Linked DNA regions of Homo sapiens: region 1 is linked to region 2. The links are chromatin loops, found by intact Hi-C in ENCODE. Cell type or tissue: MCF 10A. All regions are shown on one strand. Each heading gives the region's core, and the rest is flanking DNA. Links, peaks and the distances in the headings are about the cores only.

Region 1 (12,259 bases), core at 2,736-10,735, 100 kb after region 2:
CCATAATATTTCTTCTACATACATTTAGAAGCAGAGACATTGTTATAATTTTTGCTTTAACTATCAAACATCGTATAGCAAACTCAAGAGAAGAAAAATCTATTGTATTTAGTCCTTTGTTTAATTGTTTTTTTTCTTCTTAATTGATGTTCCAGAGACTTCTTCTTTTATCATTTGCTTTGGGTTTAAAGAACTTCCTTCAGTCATGTTTTGTAAGGTAGGTGTCCTGGTAAAAAAATCTCTTAGTAATCCTTTATCTGAGAATATTTTGATGTTTTGATTTTTCCATCTTCCTTGAAGGATATTTCTTACTGAGTATAAATTCTGGGTTGCAAGCCATTTTTTTCTCAGCACTTGAAAAATATTGTGCCTCTTTATTTCTGGCCACCACAATTTCTGATGATAAATGCAATGTTATCTACATTGTTTTTCCCCCATAGATAAGCTGTTGTTTATCACTTTTTTTAAAACCTTTTCTTTTAGTTTTTAGAAGGTTGATTATAAATTTTCCTGGTTGGATTTCACTGGGTATATTCTGTTTAATGTTCACTCAGCTTCTTCAATCTATACATTTATATCTTTTGCCAAATTTGAGTTTTCAGTCATTAGTTGTTTGAGTACTTTTTGTCTCTGTCCTCTTTTCGGGACTTTATTGACAGAAATGTTATATCTCTTGTTATTTTCCCACAGGTTTCTGAGGCTTTGTTCTTTTCATAAATTTAGTCTATTTACTCTTTGATGTTCAGATTATACAATTTTATTGTTCTATCTTCATATTTTCTCTTTCCCCCCTTCATTCTGGTGTAAAGTTTATCCACTAAGCTTTTTATTTTGGTTATCTTCCAGTTCTAATATTTTTATTTGGTTCTTTTTTATATCTTCCATTTCTTGTTGAGACTTCATATATCTTTTTGGAGGTTATTTTTTGTTTAGTGTTTGTTTGTAATTGCTGTTGAGGCATTTTTAGTATGACTTCTTTACTTTTTTCCCCTCAGATAATCCTTACAGCTCTGCCATCTCAGTGTTGACATTCATTGATTATCTTGTTTTATTTAGTGTGAGTTCCTCATGGGTCTTAGTAAGATGAGTGATTTTCAATTAAAGCCTTGACATTTTAGATATTATGTTATGAGGTTGTAGATCTTATTTAAATATTGTTTTATTCAACTGCCTTGTCCTGACAACACTTTGTCAGGGGAAGGGAACAAGGTAGCAGCTCCTTACTCTCATCACTGCCAGGTAGGGGCAGAAGTTCAGGTTTCCACTCAACCTCTGTTGACACCTAAATGGGGAGAAGCTCCTCGATACCACTGGGTGGAAGTGATAATTCTAGCTCTCTGTTACACCTTTACAGATACCTTTTTGGCTGGGAGGAGTGGAAGTGCTTCATTTGTAGTTTCCATTCTGCCTTCACTAAAACCAGAGGGCAGAAGGGAAGGTAGCCCCATTATTAATGGGGCATGGTAAAAGTTTTGACTCTCCACTAGGCTTTATCTAATGCTATCTCAGCAAGATGGGGGAGAGGTTTTTTATTGTTTTCCTGGTTCTTTATCTAGAGAGAGTAGACTTTTATTCTGACCTTTATGCTGTGCACCCATTAAGATTTCTAGGTTGTCAGCTTCTCTAGCAACCCATCTGGGATATATAAAACTTTTCTTCTGCAGAAAAACCCAGAGAACTCACCACTTTATAAATCTGTGGCTCCATGGTTCCTTAGTTGATCTGACTTCCCTCTACTTTTCAGTATTTTTGTTTCTTATATGCATAATGTCCAGGGTCGTTAATTGTACTTAGTACATATAGTGGGAGGAATTTGGAAATATATCTACTCCATCTTCCCAGATGCAATAGATCTCTCATGGCTAACTTTTAAAGTAAACTTATTTGTCAGTAACAAAGATATGGCATATGAATCCTACAAATTGATAGTTCCACTGTACTCTGGCATTGTTGCACCTTATCAAAAGTGCTGAATTTTATTTACAGAATCACATTTTAAAAAATGACAATAGCCATTAATGCACAGAAGAGTAGGGTACCATGAATAATATTATATTAGAAAACTTTGTCATATGAGGAATTGTTGAGAGACCTAGACCTGATTAGTGTGTTAGACTTTGTTGCCATACAGTAGAGTCAGTTTGTCCTTTGTGAATTCTGAGGGCCCAATAAGATTAATAGGTTTTAGCTAAATGAGGCAGTTTAGTCTTAATAAAAAGGACTTGCTAATAATTCTAATAATAATAGCTTAACCTAAGTATTTTTGGTAGCCAGTCATAGTGCAAAAAGCTTTACAGGCATTCTCTCAGTTGGTTTCTGTCACAATTCTGTGTAGAATAAACTGTAGTATCTCCATCTTTAGAAATGGGAAAACCAAATCTTAAAGAAATTGAGTCATTTGCCTAACCCCACACAATTAAGGAGTCATGTCCAGATTCAAACTCAAGTCTGTCTGACTTCAGGGCCATAGTAGAGCTTCTCAACAATCAAACAGGCTGCATCTGGACTCTGTAAAAACACTTCATTACTGCAGAAATAAGTATTATTTCTTCACATGCCTGACATCTTATGGTGAAAGAATCTTTCATTACCTTGTTTTTAATACAAGAGTTGACTAGCTACGTGCTTCTTTATGATCTTTGCATGTCAGTAATTTAGTCATTTGAAATTAACTGAGCCTGTATACACATCTGAGATGTGCTGGTCTTTGTTCCCCATGTATCCCAGCTGGTCTATTTGAGAAATGAATTTCTCAAGCTATGCATAACAAGTACAGGAAAGCTCCTCACTACCAGAAAATTACAGCAAATGGCTGATTTTTTTTCTTTTTTTTTTTTTTTTTTACTGTTTTCTCTTTTACATTTTCTTGCCTCAGTCTCTGAAGATTATATTAATCTACATGCATTTTATTCTGAATGTTTCTCATCTTGTCCTGAAGGGAAGATTTTCCAAATGGAAAAATGAGTTTTAATCATGGCAAATTGTTCAATTCATGCTTTGATAGCAATTCTTTTTAATCCAGTTCTTAGGTCCATACAAGTCATGTAAAAGTAACTTTATGCTTAGGATCTGGCAAATTCTAATGAGGGTAACATTGGTTTTAACACACAGTAATTCTGTGTATGTGTGTGTGTGTGTGTGTGTGTGTGTGTGATGGTTAGAGGGACTAATTTTAGTGTCAGACGAACTGCTTTTTCTCCATTTACTAATTGTAGAACCTGGGTCTTCTCCCCATTTGTAAAAATGGAGCTAATTGTAAAACTTCACTCAGGTCGGCTGTGTCATAAGTGAGGTGATATTTAATACACCCAGCAAAATGTCTAGAACACATACAATGTATTTCAATAACATTAACAATCTTCCCTTTCCAACATCTCTTATCAATATGATGAGAAAACATTTCTTTGTCATGCAGTCTATCATAATACCTGAGCAGCAGTTGCTTACTCCAACAGCAAGTAAAAAAACCTTTCCTGAAAAAGTGTTGCATATTTATCTAATGTGCACTTATCATCTGAGTGAATGTTCTGATTCTCAAATTCTCTAGAATACTGTCCTGTGGAACTTTCCAAACAATGATGAAAATGTTCTGTATGTGCACTGTCCAAGTCTCTAGCCACTTAACACATCTGTCTACTGAGCACTTGCAATGTCGCTAATGCCACTGAATAACTAATTTTTAAATTTTATTTAAGTGTAAATAGTCACATGTGGTTAGCAGCTATTCGATTGGGCAGCACGGTTATAGAGACTGGTCCCCTGTAGAGCTGACTAGCTTTTTCAAAGCATTAAAATGCTACTGAATTCAGTATCCACTGAAAAATGTGATAGGCTTTCCAGGAGTTTTGGAAGATTTGATAAATCAGTGCTGCAACCTACAATCTTCTATTCTTTCATTTTCTTATGACTTCCACATTCCAATTTCATACTTTTTTATACCTTATTTCAACCCCTCCACAACATTATTCAAGCAGATGAAATCAGGTTAAACTAAACATCAAATAAATTACTAAATTGATCAAACAGATAACCTAATAGCTATATGTAAAAGACTTTCTTTTGACACTCTTGTTTCCTTTAGCGAAGGGATGGCAGAATGAGAAAGTTGGACTGGTGTTTCTAGCATCTATAGGTGTCTTCTCAAAAGGGAAATTGATATGGTTTGGCTGTGTCCCCACCCAAATCTTATCTTGAATTTCCAGGTGTTGTGGGAAGTACCCAGTGGGAGGTAATCGGATCATGGGGGCAGGTCTTTCCCATGCTGTTCTCATGATAGTGAATAAGTCTCATGAGATCTGATGGTTATTTTAAGGAGGAGTTTCCCTCCACAACTCTCTTCTTTTGTCTGCTGCCATGTGAGATGTGCCTTTCACCATATACTATGGTTGTGAGGCCTCCCTAGCCACGTGGAACTGTAAGTCCATTAAACCTCTTTCTTTTGTCAATTACCCAGTTTTGGGTATGTCTTTATCAGCAGAGTGGAAACAGAGTAACACAGCAGTGGAGCATGGTAATTCACTGCCCTTGCAGAATAGTATTTGCTGAGGGCCTAGCATCAACAATATCATATAGGCTTTTGTGGTGGGTCTATTAACAAGGCAAAATAAAAGCATATTAAATATTATGGTTACTCAGTACAGTCTCACTCAATATCCACAGGAGATTGCTTCCAGGACTACTAAGGATACCAAAATCCTCTTATATACTTTAAATCATCTCTGCTTGTAATAACTAATACAATGTAAATGCTATCTGTATTTTTATTTGTATTTTTTTAATTATTGTATTGTAATTTCTATTGCTTTTGTCATAATATTTTTAATCTACAGTTGGTTGAATCCACAAGTGCTGAATCCATGCATAAGAAGGACTGACTATTCTCTGAATCTTTTTAAGGAAAAGATCGAATTTTTTAACTATTACATGCATCAGTCACTTTGCCAAATGAGGCACAAAGAGATTTGTGCCAGATTGAGCAAATCCTAGAGTTCCTGATTCCTAGGTTACTCTCTTCAACCTTTCACTCACTAGCTTCACTCACCAGCTTCACTCACCCTTGCACAGGACAAGGCATTAGTGCTCCCTGGGCTGATTCTCTTAAAGGCTAATTGAAAATATCATTAAGTGACTTGGCTGTGTTCATAGGTTTTATGATTACAAAACAGAGGGGTTTCTCCTGGTTTCTAAAGCCAACAGATTGGTAAAGACCTCTCAGAAGTAATCTTGGATTCTAGAGAAATGAACTCACTACATGAGATATAAGTCATGGCAATAATTCTCTCTAACATAAGTCCAGATCATAAATACAATGGTGATGATTCTCAGAAGGGAATGCAACATGAAAGAGAAGAAACTTGAGATGGCAAAGCCCTTCTTGACAATGTAGATTAGTACTCAATAAATATCTCCTGTCATAAGGGTTTCATACTAAGTGTTGGGGGGAATTTGGCAAATTATTTTGGGTTGTGCCTACTGTAGGTTAACAATCAAATTATTCATGGCACAGGTGACAATTTCAAAACAACATGGAGAAATGTGATATTACAGTCATTAAAGGGGGGGGTAATATTAATGTATAGATTGTGCCACTTCTCAAGGCCTAAGGTTTTCAGAGGAGTGTTTCAGTGAGTTAGACTCTAGAAGTTGGTGCAGAGTCAAGATCATGCCTTGGAAGAGCTAGAAAGGCCAGACACACAGGAAACAACATCCTGCTAATGAAATAAGGGAAGCCACACACCAGTCTCCAGGCACGCTGAAGCAGATGCCCCAACCAATGCCATCTAGAGGAGTTTGTGGTGTGACTGGCATCATCCAGTGAGAAATCTCATCGACCATTACCAATTACATTCAATGATCATGACTACTGAACTGCAGTGCACAGCTCAGTAACGTAGCCACTGTTGGCACTGCACAGCAGCAGCTGAAATGAGCCAAAGCGTGTTGCAAACTCTTTACCTGTGCCCATCCTACTAAACTGAAGCTAATGCTTATTGATAGCACACCACACATACTGAAATACTCTTTGTATTCTAGAAGGGAGGGGTGAGTTGTAGTTTGTACAGCTATATCCCCACTATGTTAATTTGCTTTCCTTAGGCCAATAATGTATATTTTTAAGTTAGCCAATAAGAGGTTAGAAATGTTTTTTCTCTGAGGAAAAAAAAAGACAAAACAAAAAAAAACCAAGAATATCAAATCCATGATCTTGGTCTAATTAGCCCTACTGAATTAACACCACACGCTGCATCCAACTGAGTTAACCAACTCAGACAAGGCGGCCAGTCATTAGGAAAGCCCCAGGGAGTGGCTGACTGACTTCCTGAAATGTTTCCAGTGGGTGGGTCTCTAATCTGACACATCTGGGAAGCACTGAGATGGAGCAACAATTCCTCCCAGGGGCCATTTCTTAACACTAAGGTAAAAATAGAAGCTTTCTCCTTCTGCGAAATGTCACTTCACATTTTATCACAGTCTAAGACTCAAAGGCCCTTGTTACATTGAGCCCTAAATGCAGCCATCCTTAGGTGTTCTGATGTCCTCTGTGGTTGCTGGATTAATATGCAAATAGGCTATGTTTTATACCACATTTAAAGGATGGCCAGTGTTAACTACATGGGAAAGTGGGGAGGGAAAATAGGGAGGTGGAAGACTGGAGGGAGAGAGGATATCTACCCTGTCACAAGAAATAGACAATAGGGGCTAAGAATATTGATGGGGATATTGAAAATCAATTTTAAGTGTTTCCTACATGAAAAATCAAAAGTAGGACATTTCCTACATCACTACTGGCCTGATTCTTTCATTCCATGCCTGTCATTTTGACTTTGTGATTCTCCCCTGGGCTCCTTGCCATTATTGTCAGGTTGTTTTCTTCTTGACAAAAGTGGGAAAAAAAGCAAAGCTCACTGGAAATATTTCTAGACTAAAATTTCTCTGTAGAAGGAGTTATATAAGCCGTGGTTTCCTCAGCCCTCCCAGGTCTAGTCAGACACACAGTACCGATCTGAATTCCAGGGGTGTCAAGCATGCAGGGATTGAGCAGTCCACAGAGGTGTGCCCACTCTGTTCTCCACAGGGCATTGCTGAAATGTACATTTGTCTGTGTGGCAGACTGTGTGTCTAGACACCCATATTTAGCATCCTCTTCTGTGGTGCCCTACCTGTAGGAGGATTAGACACCATTCCGTGGTTGAACTTGGCAGGACCACATGACTCACTTTGGCCACTGGGATGTGAGTGGAAGTGTCTGTAGGTCACTGCTGGGCAGACTGAGTGCCAATGCGTAGTTTACCAGGCTGCCTTTGCCCTTTGCTTTAGCTTTTAGTAAACCGAATAAGTAAAACTGTACTTAGTCCTCCAAGATCTGACTCTTTGAAACCTATATATAGAAACCATTATAAAAATTTCAAAAATCCTGTGTCTTGTACATGGAAAGCTTAGATTTCTAAACTGCTGTTTCTGGTGTGGGCTTTACAACCTCAAAGTTGACCAAAGATTCCTCATACTCACCAAATCTGCTATTCCCCTGAGGGCAGCACCTACAAAAAGCTCCCCCTGTTCCCCAAGAGATGAGAAAGAATTAAAGAAGTTCAGTAATAGGAATCCCTGTTAATATCTGAAAATTTCATCCTAATTTATGTGATGAAATATACCTCAGGCAGTAAAGCAGCACAGGCTTGTCACACTCTCTACATGCACATTACCTATTCACAACTCTCCATCCCAAATCTACCTATTCACAACTCTCCACCCCACCATCCTCTCTTTTCATTATAAAGCCCCATGGCTCTGATGTTTTCACTCTTAGAGGCCATCAATAACTTATAGACCCCACCATTCCACAGTCACATGTACTCAAAGAGACAATAATTCTATTACTAATTCTCTCTACAGTTATAACTTAAATAATACATCAAATTCATCAAAATACCTGGTAAAGAATGGAACTTCTGTTTTTGTTGGAGGAGTGATTTGGAAGCTGAGAAAGTCATTTTTGCTAATAGAAATAGCATTTTTTCTGGGAGTGGTCACTCTGATGGATGGTCCTATTTATTCCTATTTATGATTACTATTCTTCCACTATTTGGGGGGAGAACTGAAAGTTATGAAGGAATCTGAACACAGGCACTTCAAACTCAGATATCATGCTCTCTTTATTTGGGTGCTATAAAATAGGTATTAGCTTTTGCAAAATTATGCAAATCTGCTTATTACATTTTCCCCTAAATCAGGGTTTAAACCCCCCCTTAACGGAAAGTTACTTTTTTGAAATGCATGCACATGGGCTATTGCTCAATAGCTGCAATCAGGAAGTTGGGAAAAAATAAGAATATGAGGTACATTCAGTCCTTTTCTCTAGGCTGAAATGAAGACAATATGAGGGTAGAACAGAGTTGGGTTTAGGGAAATCTGGAGTAGAGTTCTAGCCCTCCATTTTTAAAGTGATCCAGGACTAAGTGGCTGATATGGTTTGGTTGTGTCCCCACCCAAATCTCATCTTGAATTGTAATTCCCATAATTTTCATGTGTCATGGGAGGAACTTGGTGGGAGGTAACTGAATCATGGGGGTGAGCCTTTCCCATGTTATTCTCATGATGGTGAATAAATCTCATGAGATCTGATGGCTTTAAAAAATACGAGTTTCCCTGCACAGGCTCTCTCTCTTTGCCTGCTGCCATCCATGTAAGACATGACTTACTCCTCCTTGCCTTCTGCTATGATTGTGAGGCTTCCCCAGCCACATGGAACTGTAAATCCATTAAACCTCTGTCTTTTGTAAATTGCCCAGTCGCAGGTATGTCTTTATCAGCAGCATGAAAATGGACTAATACAGTGGCCCTAACTTAGAAAATTTTAGAAGCTGGGAATGGCCTTAGAGTTGTGGGAAGAGATAAGTAAAGCAGATAGAAGAGTCAGCTCTGGAGGGGAATTTTTTAAAAGACTTTTCTCCCTCTGGATTTCAGAAAACTGAGTCTTAGGCTTTGAGAAGAGACTTGATCAAAAGCTACCTACTAGGTGCAGTTGGTTCCTGCAATAGGCCAGAGCTAAGGGACCCATTGGAAATTTCCCTGAGGAGGGACCACAGCCAATGGACTTTTAGAAGAGTCGTATCACTTTCCAGGTTTGATTTTCTACATTTTTTCTTTAACTTTTTATAAAGTCTAAGCACTAGAAGCTGTCCTTAGCCATCACTGTGTGGAATTATGGGCAAGGCTTGACCCACACATTAAATAAAGAGGTGCAGAGGGAGTAACAGGTGCCTGAGGAAAGGTGCTTAACCTGCGGCACTTCAGAAGAATGGTACAATGGCCCGCAGCTGGTGCCTGGCAGCAGTAGGCAACCACTACCCGGAGGGATCTTTGGAACCAAACTTATCACCATCCTAGACATGTCCAGAGATATCTGAGAAGAAAAACAGAAAAAGTGTGACCTTTCACAGGCTCGCAACATGATGATTTGGATGCCAAAAAGAAACTTAGCTTTAGTCACAATCTGCTGAAGGCCATAACATCTGAGTTGTAGCAACCATAATGCTTTCCCATAGCTAGGGTTGACAGTCCACCCAAAATGTTGAAATATTTCCAAACTAATTAGGAAACAGCCACTGTCTTTGGCTACTCCAGCCCCTTCTTAAGCACTTACTGGATGTTCCCACAATCCAGCAACTAAAGGGTGAGTACCAGGCACAGTGGGGGGCTCCAGAGCCTGTTTCATTGCAGGCTTAAAGTATACAGAGTCAGTTCCTGTATTCCCATAACATGCTGGTTATTAGATTATTTGGCCATTACATTTGCCTACATTTAGCTGAGTCTGACTGGGAGAGATATAAGAAAATAATTTTAAATGGTATTTATTCTTAAAGACTTTATTTGGGGAAAAGCAAAGACCAACTCACATCAGCTAAATAAAAACTAACACAGTAAATGTCTTATGAATACAGAGCCAAGGAGCAAAGGTTGGAGTGATCAAGGAGGCTGATGAATGTCAAGTCAGGGGAGAGCATGAGTCTTGTTAAAAGAGTGTGGATTTCTCTTCTATTGTGGTTTGGTTGATATTTCTGTGTTACCCTCACTTTAGCAACACAGATCCTTTCCACATGATAAAATGCAGTTATCTCTGAGCTGAACAATGCTACAATTCAAGCACTCTCATTTATTTGCCAACAACTCAACACCAACTTGACGTTTCTATGCAGTAGTAATTGGGGAAATTATGGGAATATAATACGAAGAGAGAGAAAATGGGTCATCTCTTGTCCTAAGTTATAGAGATGCCAAAATTGTCAGTGCCAACTCTTTTATTATTTTATTCTCAATAAAATTTGGAAACAACTGTGTATATGTAAATAATGACCCAATTATTTCATTTAAATGAACTCACTAATTTAAAATGAATTGTGATCCATTGTTAGGAGCAGCTTACATTATCCCAACATCTTAGATATTAATTCCACACAAAGCTGACTGTATATTTAACTCAGAATGAAGGCAATAAAAAGCAAAGCCATGAAATACAGAATATATGAGACTAAAACTAGAGAAATAAAAAGAATCCAATTATGTACACTTTTTAAAAGTTAACAGTTTCTAAAATTCAGTCTTATTATCTCAATACAAAAAAATCATCATCTTAGTGACACCACTTGTCAAGTTACTGATAAAAAGAAGTTATAGTAGAGAAAAAAATAAATTTTCCATTCCCTTTAGCTGACCAAGCAAAATATTTGCTTAATTAGGTGCCATAATTTAACTTTTCACTGTTTTACTGCCCAGTAAATAAAAGCTATATTCAAAAGTCAGATAATTAGTTGTCAAAAGATGCAATATCTGTTCAAGTGCATGAGAGAAAAACTTTAGGAAAAGGAAATTTCTAGAAGGTTTTATGAAGCATGTAGTGCATGCTTCATAAATGTGTTAGTAAAAACTTTTGTGAAAGTTATTATTTTAACCAATGAATTAAAAGAAGTGAATTGCCAGAAAGGAGAGCTTCTGGTAACATGACTCATATAAAAAGGGCTTGGCCATTTTCTATGAACCATTATCTTTCTTACAATGTGTGAAGTTCAGCAGGGCCTCCATTACGTACCATGAGCTCATCTCCATGAATGATGCAACACAATGTTAATCAGACCCCGCTTCTCTGATGTCATTAAGAGAAGGCTAGCAGCAAAAACCTCCACTCTTCTAGTAGAAAGCATTTTTTTATGAAAACATTTTATTCTGATTTCAAATATTTAAAAATTGTGCCCCAGTTTTCAGACCATAGAAATACAGAAGTTTTGTGACTCAAATACATCATTTCTTCCTTTTTGTGTATTCTCACCACTCCTCCATTGTAGGCAGCCACTTTTAGGCTTGTTCCTAGCACCTGATCATCCTATGACCCTCTGTTTCTTTTGTGTAAGCTGTTCTAAGCTGTTGTAAGCTTTTGTGTAAGCTGTTGACATGACGCTTAGCAGAAGCCCTGCCTTCTTCCAGGGTTCCAGGAGATCTCATTAAAAGAGACAGTTGGTCTGCCTCTTGACAAAACTTCATTTCCCCACAAACTTTTCCCTGAACCCTGGACTAGGCTAGACTCCACCCTCCCCCACCCATAGAGACTCCCACAAGACCCAAAGCTGTCACGTTCATCATAGCTTGTCAACACTAGTCCCTCGTACTGTACCACGAAAGAGGTGACAGCATCCAGTTCCTGTTGTAACCATCACCATCCAGCTACACCTGGAACACAGCAGCGTATGTTTGCTGAACATCAAATAAAATATATCACTTATCATAGTAGCCTCTATTTTTTAATTTTTGTTCTCGTGGGAAGTTTCTAATCAAATTTTTGTCTTGGAAATATTTATTTTTTATCTGAAATATTTTTCTCTAGAGTAACTTAAAAACACAAAATAGTTGTTAATGTTAATATTTGTTTTCCAATAAAGATTTCTTTTTTTTTTTTTTTTTTGAGATGGAGTCTCACTTCTTCACCCAGGCTGGAGTGCAATGGCGCAATCTTGGCTCACTGCAACCTCCACCTCCAGGGTTCAAGCAATTCTCCTGCCTCAGACTCCCCAGTAGCTGGGATTACAGGCACATGCCACATCTGGCTAATTTTTGTATTTTTAGTAGAGATCGACTCTGCCCTTATTCCTTAGAGCTCTGTCCTCCAACGCCAAGGAGATAGAGCCAGTCTTTCTACTAGGTGACTTCGCCTGTGGTTTAAAAGCTTTATTGATCAGTCATTTATATCCTCTGATGTTCATTAGTTTCA
Region 2 (12,259 bases), core at 2,033-10,032:
TAGTATTTGATAGCACAACAGGGTGACTATAGTCAATAACAATTTAATTGTACATCTTAAAATAACTAAAAGAGTATAATCGGGTTGTTTGTAACACAAAACATAATTGCTTGTGGTGATGGGTACCCCATTTACCCTGATGTGATTATTATGGATGGCATGCCTGTATCAAAATATCTCAAGTACCCCATAAATATATACCTGTACTGTGTACCGACAAAAATTAAAATTTAAAAAATTCTTCAGCTTTTTCATAATGCCAGTTTTCCTATATAGGCAATTAAGAGTAATAAGATATATGCAGATATGTAGATGTTAGATAGATGACAGATGATAGCCAGATAGATAGATAGATAGATAGATAGATAGATAGATAGATAGATAATAGATAGATAGATACTACCTTATCCATAGAATCTATTTTAAAATAAACAGCAAAGTCCTTTTGAGTTTTGAATTTGGACATATGTCCTAGCCTTATGTCAAAAGTTAGATGGTTACTTTATTACTAGACTTGGTGTCTTCTGAAGCTTTCAAAATTTAGTATCTAAAAGACATCCAGAAGTATGAGAATATATATAACTATAAAATATATCGGCCATGTGCCATGGCTCACGCCTGTAATCCCAACACTTTGGAAGGTTGAGGCAGGTGGATCATGAGGTCAAGAGATCAAGACCATCCTGGCAAACACAGTGAAATCCCATCTCTACTAAAAAATACAAAAAATTAGCCAGGCATGGTGGCACACACCTGTAGTCCCAGCTACTTGAGAGGCTGAGGCTGGAGAATAGCTTGAATCTGGGAGGCAGAGGTTGTGGTGAGCCGAGATTGCACCACTGCACTCCAGCCTGGGCAACAGAGCAAGACTCCATCTCAAATATATGGGTGCAAAAAATAATTAGAGAATGAAAAAGACTTAGTATTTGATAGCACAACAGGGCAACTACAGTCAATAACAATTTAATTGTACATCTTAAAATAACTAAAAGAGTATAATTGGGTTGTTTGTAACACAAAGCATAATTGCTTGTGGTGATGGGTACCCCATTTACCATTTTATATATATATATATATATATATATATATATATAATCAGTAGATATTTTTAAAAAGATGAAAAAACATTAAGACATTTAGAGAACATCTCAAACATACAAGATTTTAAAAGAGACATTTCAATTAGGGAAGGACTTTTGATATAATCTAGTACAAATCCCTTCTTTTTTTGAATGAGTGACACAAATAAAAGAAAGATAATATAACTAGTTCAAGTTTTCCTTCACATTGTATGTCAGGTTCCTATCAGATTTAGTTACAGTAAGTAGAATTGCTGCAGTTAGACTGAAAATAACTTTCTTTTGACTTGTTTTAAAAAGCCACTGAGAATAAAAATCATCTATAATTTTATTTATCAAATCATTGCATGCATCTTCCATACAAGTATATTGTAGGAAGAATACTTTTAGATAGAATATTGGAAAGGATTTGTGTGATCATTTGTGGAGCTTGAGCTCACAGCCATGTAGGTCATATAATGTCATTCCTTGAAAAGAGAGGTGGACAGGTACATCTTGATATACTCCACAGACAACATATTTCCTACATTAATTATTTTGCCCAAACCTTGAATGGGCTTCATCTGCTTTATTCAAATATTACTCCCAACAAATGTAAAATGCTAGAGCATTTGAAGTCTATTCCAAAAATTCTAGCATTTGATGCTATCCTGCCTTGTTTATAGACTTATCTCTTCTAGAAAGCAGCAAACTCCTGAAAAGCAAATAAAATATTTTTATTCCTCTGTTATTTACTACCTACTCAAGAACAGAAAACATGGTAGGAGCTCAAAATATTTATTGATATGACTTTCTTTAACATGATTTAGTCTACTTTACAGAACAAATTATGCAAAAGTATTTTGTAAAAGAAAAAAAAAAGGATTATTTGACTATTTCCAACAGTGACAGTGACAGGTCTACATTATTTTAAAACTTAACTTGTTAATTTTACTGCTTTAAAAGATATGCACAGTTAGTTAGGGTATGTTGGATTCATTCAATAATATATAGTTGGTGACTCTGCCTTATGATCACATTTTATTAAGAAGTCTTCTCTTCTTTTCATATCCAGACATGGCACTTCCATTTTTCTCTCCTTCTGTAAGCACGTTGCTTATTTATATCCTGTGATCCTTGGAATATAACTCTGTGCTTGTATTTTTTCTGTCATTGTTTATTATAATAAGCATTCATAAAATATTATGTTGACATTCCAAGTTGCAGTTTGTGGCTACAAGAGGAGCCACTTTTAAGTATACATGATAATAAAGCCAAGAAAGTGATCTGGTAGGATGGTGGGTCACTGAAATTCCAAGAACTATAAATTTTTATCAAAGAAGAACTTTTAGTGTGTTTGGGAAGGGGGTGGGTAGAATGTACATAGAACCTCAACTCCTGACATGAGCATGTTATCAGAGGTCATTTAGAACCAAATAAAGACATTTTATAAAAGTTCAGAAAATGTAAAGGTCTCAGCTTTCACAGGATTTTTTAGTCTTCTGTGAAATTATCAGGAAGCTTGGTAAAACTCAGATAAAATAAATAACACAAAGTGACCTGTAGTTTTCACTACACTGCAGTATTTATTCGTTCTTGGTTTTTAGACATGTAAACAAAAACTCAGCTGCTTTTTATAGACACAATGGAGTATTTCATTGGAACACAGTAGGAAGACTTAAGACAAGAAAGCCAGGTTCAAGGGCTACTTATCATGCTGGTTTGTTCACTATTTCTATACTGATAGGGGCAGGAGGCAGAGAAATGCTAGGCAGACAGCGGCAGGTCCTGGCAAAACCCCACCTACGAGCTGAAAAGCCTGAAACCCACAACCCAATGTAAAAACTTCTATCCCTGTTTGCCTGCTCTCTCCCAATTTGTTCTTTCTGAATAATGTCTTTTTTCCAATTGAATGGTGCCTTTTCTAAAACTGCCTATGGCCTGTCCTGCTCCCTATCCTGTGCCTATAAAGACTCCAGATTCAATTGGTAGAGGGAGAGAAGCTGCTTGACTGCAGAGAGGCAACTAGACTTCAGAGGGATGACTGGACTCCGGAGGAGAGGTGGCTTCAGATGAAGTCCAGATGACTGGACTTCAGAGAAGGGCTGGCTGGGGATGGCCAGACTTTAGGGAAGATTATCTGCCTGTCCCATCCCCTCTCCAGCTCCCCTCTCCACTGACAGCCCTAACCATGACTAAATAAAATTCTCCACCTCCACCATCCCTCAAGTGTCCGTGCGACCTCATTCTTTTTAGACGCCAGACAAGAGCTCAGGACTCACCTAGTCAGGTACAGAAAAAAGGCTGTCACATTGGCCCTTTGCCCTCACTGGCAAAGGGCAGCTGCCCTACACGATGAGGTAAGGGACCTACTGAGCTGATAACACACGCTGTCAATGGGTGGTGGAGCTAAGATACTACTGTAACACACCCTCTGGGGTTTCAGGGGTAGCAGGCACCCCCAGCTGGGCACTAAAATGGGGCCACTCATTGAGCCTGTTCCTGCTAGTGCCCAAAATGGCCAGCCAGATCCTGCACTCACTAGCTAATGCATTTCCTCCTGCAAAAGGTTGAGTGTGGCAGCCTGAGTAAACAGGGCACTCCCATTGCAAGTCTGATGAAGAGTTCAAGAAAAACTCCTGCATCAATACAAAGATACATGGTATGGCCCATGTTGAAACAAAAATTTCCTCCATATTGAATGCCTAGAATATCATTTCTTTTTAAATACAAATTGCAGTATTAGTATTGACTGAACTGTGACCCCTGGCCATATATCAAATCACTAGCATCAAATCTTATTCTACCAGAGAAATATCTGCCAGTCATCCATGTGTAATACCATCTTCTGGTAAAAAGTTGGTTGGCTTTAAAAAACGTATAAGCCAGGATTAAAATATTCTATTTCAAATGGAACCTATTAGATATTTTTGCAGGTAATGACATGATTTGATTTATGTTTTTAAAGAGTCATTCTGGTTCTTCTGTAAAGAAAGGAAAAATGGACAGAAATGGGAGACCAGGTAAGAGACTGTAAAATAATCCTGATGATAGAGAGTGGTAGCTTCATGTGGAGTAGCAGCTGTAGAAACAGAAAAAAGTAGACAGATTTGGAACATATTTTTGGAATGGATTTAAATATGGGGAGTGGAAGCAGGAGGGAGCCAAGGATGACATTTACTCAAGTGATGCAAAAGATAATTTTTAGTCAATTCTTTTATTGGCATTTTTGTCTGATCCATCATCTTACACAGCATCTTGCTTATTCTTAAGGGCTGCTGGTGCTGCCTGGTAATCCCTGTTCTTGGCTCAGTTTTGACTTTCACCAGAACTTTATTTACTCACAACTTCCTATATCCAATCTTACCTATACTCGTAAAGAAAAATGTGTATCTATACTTAATGGACACATATGTACTTAACAGAAGAAATCAAACATTCATCTACCTGACTGTGTATATGAATATATCATCTTTCAAGGATTTTGTCCACTTTGTAGCTGGAAATTGGTGTGTCTCATGCAAAAGCATTGGTTCTTTCCCCTACAATGAGCTGCCTCCCTATAGGCATGACACCTTCCTACAGAGCAGAGGAAATATAAATATATATGAGAAATTCATGTCTTCTAGATAACTTGCAATCTTGTGGAGGAAAAGAATTTTTTTTACTTAATAATATGGATCAGCAAAGGGCAAATACATGATTAGTTTTACAAGTACTAAAGAAGTTGAGAAAAAGAGACCTTTCTGGCCAGAGGGGACAGTAAAGGTTTTGCCCAGTAAAACTAACTTAAATTAGTCTGTAAAAGTTAAGTAGGAAGAGAGACATTGGGTGGACATTTCCAACACTGAGATCAGTGAGTACAGAGAAAATCAGGAATTTGTCTAAAGAATGCCAAAAAAGGGACCTAGCACTTGTTAGGAGCCTACTATATTTCCCAAACTGACACTTTTACATACATTGTATTTCATCTTATTTAATCCTTATGCTGAGACAGAAAAACATCAGTATCTTCATTCACAGATATAAGAATTAAGACTCAGAATAGACGAGACACTTTTTCCAAGGTCATAGAAAAATAAGAGACAGAGCTAGGTTTTCTCCTACATTTCTTACAAATCTAACATTATCTTCACCATGCTAAATCTGCTTAGTGAATAGTAAGAGAGGAAAAGTGGGCTGAAGCCAGCTTGAGATGGGCCTTGATTGGAAGACTGAAGAATTTGGATGGGTAGACATTGTTTTGGGCAGAGCAATGATTGCTTTTTGTTTGTCTGTTTTGATTTTGAATTGTACTAGGATTTGGTTGTGGTGAGCAATGGCTTCTGAAATAACTGAGAAGCCTCCTAAAGTAAATATTTTGAAACATTTAGATATGGAAAGTTCTGGCAAGTTTGTTTAACTGGTCTCATTATTTTGTAGTCTCTTCTTAGAGTTGATACTGTAGACAAGAAGCTGTGACTCACGAATTCCACAGTGCAACGGCTTTAAAGTTACAATGTTGCAAAATAAATCATCATTTAATCTGCTTACTCTTTTTCTGGAAAGAGGTTGGTGACGATACGTCAACATTTTGGTAATTTTTCAAGGGAATCACGACTCCCGTCTGGCCCCCAGTAAGTATTTATTAACTTTCTACTATGTTCATAGCATTACAGTGTTAGGAAAGCAGAGATTCATAATGTTTAATCCTTGATCTCAAGTACTTGTCAGTGTGGTTGGGAAAAAAAAAGATGCCTCCACTTCAGAAATTATATGATATCATAATAATCATTACTGACTTTCCTGGAATTCCTCATAGCTTATGAAGCAATGGCACTAACATAGTAACAGTGAATCATGGCAACACCCAACGATTACAACAGTGGGGCAATGTTATCATCCTTCTTGGAGAGATGAGAGCATGTGGATTCAGATAGGCTAGCTAACTTCCCCAAGGCCACACAGGTAGTCAGGTAAGCTTCAAGACTGGAAGCACACAGGAGCAGAACAAACTGCCTCTTTCAAAATCTACCAAGTAAGTGACATCACAGACAATATGCATGCTCTGGCGAGCTCAGAGGGAGAATAATTTCTGCTGGGTAAATTAATAAGCAGATGCTTCCAAAATAAGGTGGAATTTGACTGGGCCTTGAAGAAAGCTAATATTTGGCAGCCTGAAGAACACCTGGGACCTGAAACAGTACCTACAGGACATTTTTTTTGACTGTCTATGGGACTCACCTTCCCTGACCAAATGCCATATTCATAATGCAATAAAAGATAGGCACTCTCTTAAGTATATGAAAACACTAATTCCCTTCACATTTGTCCCTTCCACTATGCATAGAAGTGGCAACCACGAAGTCCAGGTTTGGTGAAAAGTGAGAGGAACATCTTTACAGAGGGAAAAAATTGGCTTAAAAAAAAAGACCCAGGCAGAGTGGCTTGCGCCTATACACCCAGTTCCTGGAGAAGCTGAGGTGGGAGAACAGATTGAACCCAGGAGTTTGAGACCAGACTGATCAACATAGTGAGATCTCATCTCTAAAAATAAATAAATAAATAAGTCAGAGTTTAAGGCTGATGTCAGCTATGATCACACCACTGCATTCCAGCCTGGGCAAAAGAGCAAGACTGACTCAAAAAACAAGCAAACAAAAACAGTAGCTGCCAACCACTCATGATTTTTATAGTTAACAATTTGCACTCAAGATGGTCAGTCACGTCAAGTATTTTTTCCCTGGATTTGCAGCCCCACCCCCATTCCCACTCACCCCTCCCATACCCTCAAGTAGGGCTAAAAAAAATTGCCTTGGACCTTATCCACCTTTCCTCAAAATGCTTCCAAGTCTGTATGTATAATATCCTCTGCAAAATGATGTCTGGGCTTTTTCTCTGAATCGTCTTGAGATCTTCACAACAGCCATGCTTGGCTAGCCCCACTGTCAGCGTGGGGCAGCCAGGGCACAACCGTGGGACAGGGAGGCAGATGGGAGGAGCACTCAGGACCAGCCTCTCTGAGTGAGTATACCTCCAGTGGGGTTGACTGCATCTGACAACATCCCCATCAGGCCAGCTGCATTTGCTTGTGTTGTCTCACCCTGTCAGCCTGTGAAACGTCCAGGTCCCCATATTCAGCAAGACAGCCACAGGTTAGGTCTGGGCCAAATGGGGAAGGGAAACATACAAGACAGTTGTCAAAGTTAGCGAAAAATGAATAACTGCACCATTGATTCACGAGTCTCCAGTGCTCTATAGAGTTCTACCTAAGTCAGAGGAGGAAATAAAGGAAACATACTATCAACATTATAGCTGTCGAAATGTCACAATAACTTTCTGAAAGTCATGGGGTAGGGGAAGGAGGGAATTCTCTTTGATAGTGTTCAGACAGGACCAAGAAGAACTAAATGTCTTCCCAAAAAACCAAAATAAGAATATGTCAGTTCCAAGCTATAGACGTAAAGCAAATTTGCAAATATTGTGCCTTCAATGTGAAGCAGGATTATATTAGCGTAGATAGCCAATTGGACCACATCTAGGCTTGTAAGCAAGTATCCTTACATAACTCTGAAAGTGGAAGAGAGGTCACAGTAGGGAAATTTTACCAGTAGTGGTAATAAAGAGCACATCCCATAGGACAAAGCAAGACAATGGATGGTGATCATATTAGTCATGTAGCAGGAATGTGAAACAACTCAAGAATGCTAAAGGAAGATACAAGGTAAAAATACATTGACTGTTTCAGCTAAACTAAAGAGAAACAAAGTGTGACATTACTGAGGAAAAAAGTGAGAATAAAACTGGACATTGTTAATAGAAATATAAAGATCAGAGCAAGAGAAAATATCATCTTTTTTTTCCATGCTGGTAGTGGCTAGTTGGTCAAGTTGTCCACACAAAAAAAGGGAGCCCACCCACAAGATTAGTAAAAAGAAAGCAAAACTAGGGCTTATGAAAATGCTTTAGAAGGACTGAGGCAGTAAGTCCTAGGAAGGCTGGAAGGCCTGGAGAAAAGAAGACTCAAAGGGGAAAATGACCATTGTCTTCACATATTTGAAAGAGTATTGTCTTGGGATACAAATTATTATTTTAGATAGGACTATAGGCTTATCATTTAGGTTTGGTCTGCTTAATATTTCTTTGAATCTTCCTTTACTTTTCCAATGTCTGGGTTTTTATGATGTAAAGTAAACAATGGACAGAAACCAATACACCTAAAGTTGGCAAGGGCAAGGGGAAAGAATGATGATGATGAAATTACACTGCGAAATTCCAAAGATAAAAGTAGCCCAATCAGAAAGCAAACTACTGATGCATTAAGAGTAAGATCGAGCAGTGACAGACTGGGATGGAGGGCAGAAGGTAATTTTGGGATTGGAAAATAGAGAAGCCCCTGGGAAATGAAAAGAATAAGGATTTTTTGTAACAGCTTTTAATACTATGTAAAGGCATCATCTGAGAGTTCTTAAAGAAATAACAGTTAAAGCCCAAGTGAAACAGAGTTATAGTGAAAAGTACATTGGATAAAGAATGAGAGAACTTTAGTGTCAGCTGAACTATTTCCTAAAACTGTCACCTTGGGAAATTCGTTTAACCTTTCTTAGTCTCAGTTCCTCATATGTCTAAATAAACAGAAAAAAAAAAAAGACACATGACAACCTATTTTCCAAACCAAATAGATCCAGGCATACCCTTCCCCCAATGGATGTGGCTTATGGTAAACTGAGTTCCCTGTATTTCCCATTCCAGAGAATGGAAGTCAAAGCCCAAGGAGAGAGAGAGCCATGTCTTTATTAGGACACCATCCCAGTGAGTAGCAGTCATATCAACCACTCAGACATATTGGGGTGAGAGGCATCACTTGTAGCAGCTGGCTTTGTGCCAGCGATATCCTACGTAATTTGCACAATATTCTAAATAATAGTTAAATTTATTGATAAAAAGCTCTTGGTTTCATCTGACTTTATGACACAGTAGATTAGACTAAACCCAGTTAAAGATAAGCAACTTAGGTTAAATGTAAACTTACATCCTATGATATCTTCTATATGATGATTCATTAGCAAGCTCACAACTATTTCTTAAAGGAAAATTGTTTCAGAAGAGGGCTTGACTTTGCTCCAAAACTGGGTCCTCAACTGTAATTTCCCATAGAGCTTGAGAAAGGGCCCATAGAACATACTGATCTGCCTCAGATGTTTTTAGCACCGTTGGATTATCTGGGTCATGACAGCCAACTAGCAGCGTTGCTTATATACAAGATGGATGCTTATATACAAGACCTTCCTCTTGCTCAGGGCTATAGGCATTTTGGGCAAATAAGTTGAAACAATACACTTTATATGTGATATGTGTTGCCTCCAAAATCCAAATAGGACAATTAAACATTATGCCTCTATCCTAATAAGAGAAGATAAAATGTGCTGCAACTTGTATTTCTCTTTGGAAGATGTAGCCTCAAATGTTAAAGTATATATCACCCGATATCTTCACTGGGGTGCCAAGCACACATGACTCCTACTGAACCATTTAAGACAACCTTACTTTCTGCTCACCTGGTTCTATCAACATGATGTCATCAATTTTGTAGACCAACACGTTATCCTGAGAAATTATGTGATGGAGAAAGTTCCTGAGGACAAAATCAAGGCATGTAGCCCAGATGAAGATGGTTATGGTACTAAGCCCAGATAAAGATGGTTATGGTACGCTGGTACTCCTTCCAGGTGTGGGAAAAATCTATTTCTGGCATTTTCTGTTTATTAGGATGGGGTGGAGGAGGAATTAAAAACATGCTCAAGCTAAATAGCTAAAGAACAGGAGCCAAAAGCTGGGATAATCTGCTAATAACAAAGATAATATATCTGGAAAATTACAATTGGATTCATTATTTAATTACACTTACATTAATAATCCTTTGTCATTACCAAGGTTCTTCTTTCACTACACAGTCATCACAATGTTAAGTGGAATATAATAGAAAAAACCATCTTTGTATCTTTAGAGTCTATGATTATGAACCAACCTCTGCAGTTATTCTAGGAATATTTCTTTCAGTTCCAAGGACTTTCACTTGTCTTTTAATATCTACCACTCCACAAGTTCAAGGCTAACATGGAACTGCTGCTTATTGCTGAGTATATATCTTTTCCATCTATACCACAGTAGCCACAAGATGAGTTTGTGAATCCTCTGGGCCCACTAGGACATAATATCAAGCATAAATTCTCTTAACCACCTGATATTCACTCATAAGTCTCAACTATGACCTCTGGACCACAGTACTGTTGTGATTTACCAGAGAACAGTATGGTCATAGAGTCAATGTCCAATAACTTCTCCAAAGACCAGGAGCCAATTAAGGCAAAGTTAACCTTAAATTTGCCACCAATCTCTTTGGGAAAAGCTAGGAGAAAAATTTATAATGACTGCTTGGAAAGTCATTACAGGGTCTGTGGTGATTTGTTTCCCCTCTCTAAAACTCGTAGTAAAATTTAATTACTAATATGGTTTGGATCTGTGTTCCCACCAAATCTCATGTTGAATTGTGATCCTCAGTGTTGGAGGTAGGGCCTGCTGGGAGGTGATTGGATCATGGGGGTGGATTTCCCCCTTGGTACTGTCCTGAGTACTCATGAAATCTGATTGTTTACAAATGTATAGCACCTCCCCTCTCTCTTTCTTCCTCCTCCTACAGCGATGTGAAATGCCAGCTCCCTCTTTGTCTTCTGCCATGATTGTAACTTTCCTGAGGCCTCTCCAGAAGCTGAGTAGATGCTGCCATGTTTCCTAGCCTGTGGAACTGTGAGTCAATTAAACCTCTTTTCTTTTTAAATTACCCAGTCTCAGGTATTTCTTTATAGCAATGCAAGAACAGAATGATACAGCAAATTGGTACCAAGGAATGAGCATTGCTGTAAAGATACTGAAACTGTGGAAGCAACTTTGGAACTAGGTAATGGGCAGAGGTTGGAAGAGTGTGAAGGGTTCAGATAAAGACTGAAAAATGAGGGAAAGTTTGGAACTTCCTAGAGACTTGTTGACTGGTTGTGACCAACATGATGATAATGACATGGACAATGAAGTCCAAGCTGAGGAGGTCTCAGATAGAAATGAGGAACTTATTGGGAACTGGAGTAAAGGTCACTTTTGCTATGCCTTAGCAGGGACTGGCTGCATTGTGTCCCTGCTCTAGGGATCTGTGGAACTTTGAACTTGAGAGTGGTGATTTAGGTGATGAGCCTATGCTTATATGTGTGAGCAGAGAAATGACCCAAAATTGGAACTTATATTTAAAAGGAACACAAAGCATAATAGTTTAGAAAGTTTGCATCCTAGCTATGTGGCAGAAAAAAAAAATCCCATTTTTGTGGGGGATAGAAATTCAAGTAGGCTGAAGAAATTTGCATAAGTGAAAAGGAGCCAAGGGGTAATAGCCAAGACAATGGGACAAAGGCCCCAAAGCCATTTTGGAAACCATAGTCCCTCCCATCACAGGCCCAGAGGCCTTGGAGGACAGAATGGTTTTGTGAGCCAGGCTCAGGGTTCCACTGTTCTGCACAGCTTCAGGACACTGCTCCCCATGTCCCAGCTGCTCCAGCTCAAACCTTGGATCAACGGGGCCTAGGTACATCTCAGTCAACTGCTTCAGAGGGTGCAACCCGTAAGCCTTGGCAGCTTCCATGTGATGTTAAGCCCGAGGGTGCAAGGAGTGCAAGAGTCGAGGCTTGGGCGCCTCCACCTTAGATTTCAGAGGATGTATGGAAAAACCTGGATGTCCAGGGAGAAGCCTAATGCAGGGGCAGAGCCCCATGGAGAACCTCTACTAAGGCAGTGCAGAAGGGAAATGAGGGTTTGGAGGCCCCACACAGAGTCCCTACTGCAGCATTGCCTAAAAGAGTTATGAGAAGTGGACTACCATCCTCCAGACCCCAGAATGGTAGGTCTACTGACAGCTTGCACCTTGCACCTGGAAAAGCCATAGGCACTCAACACTAGCCCTTGAGAGTAGCCACTGGGGCTTAATCCTGCAAAGCCACAAGGGCAGAGCTGCCCATGGCTTTAGCAGCCTAATCCTTAAAACACTATGTCCTGGATGTGAGGCATGCAGTCAAAGGAGATTATTTTGGAGCTTTAAGATTTAATGACTGCCCTACTGGGTTTCAGGCTTGTGTGGGGCTTGTAGCCTCTTTCTTTCGGCCAATTTCTCCCTTTTGGAA

Evidence for each region. A loop is a pair of places that touch in the nucleus more often than their neighbours do. Peaks named below come from ENCODE experiments on the same cell type or tissue, not always from the same donor. Only the 100,000 strongest peaks of a DNase experiment are listed, where the experiment ranks them.
Region 1: it touches region 2 in a loop (7-fold over the local background); 1 of 110 quality-filtered maps calls a loop at or near these places.

What each region holds. Positions count from the first base shown.
Region 1 is chr18:42,305,231-42,317,489 of GRCh38, reverse strand. The region is part of intron 3 of LINC00907 (long intergenic non-protein coding RNA 907); the gene reads right to left. Among named protein-coding and RNA genes, the nearest start is that of LINC00907, 120 kb to the right of the region's middle. In MCF 10A, for the core only: no CTCF peak of the experiment used is centred there; a DNase peak (open chromatin) is centred at 6,329.
Region 2 is chr18:42,408,523-42,420,781 of GRCh38, reverse strand. All of the region lies in intron 4 of LINC00907 (long intergenic non-protein coding RNA 907), which reads right to left. Among named protein-coding and RNA genes, the nearest start is that of LINC00907, 230 kb to the right of the region's middle. In MCF 10A, for the core only: no CTCF peak of the experiment used is centred there; DNase peaks (open chromatin) are centred at 5,531, 5,921 and 7,671.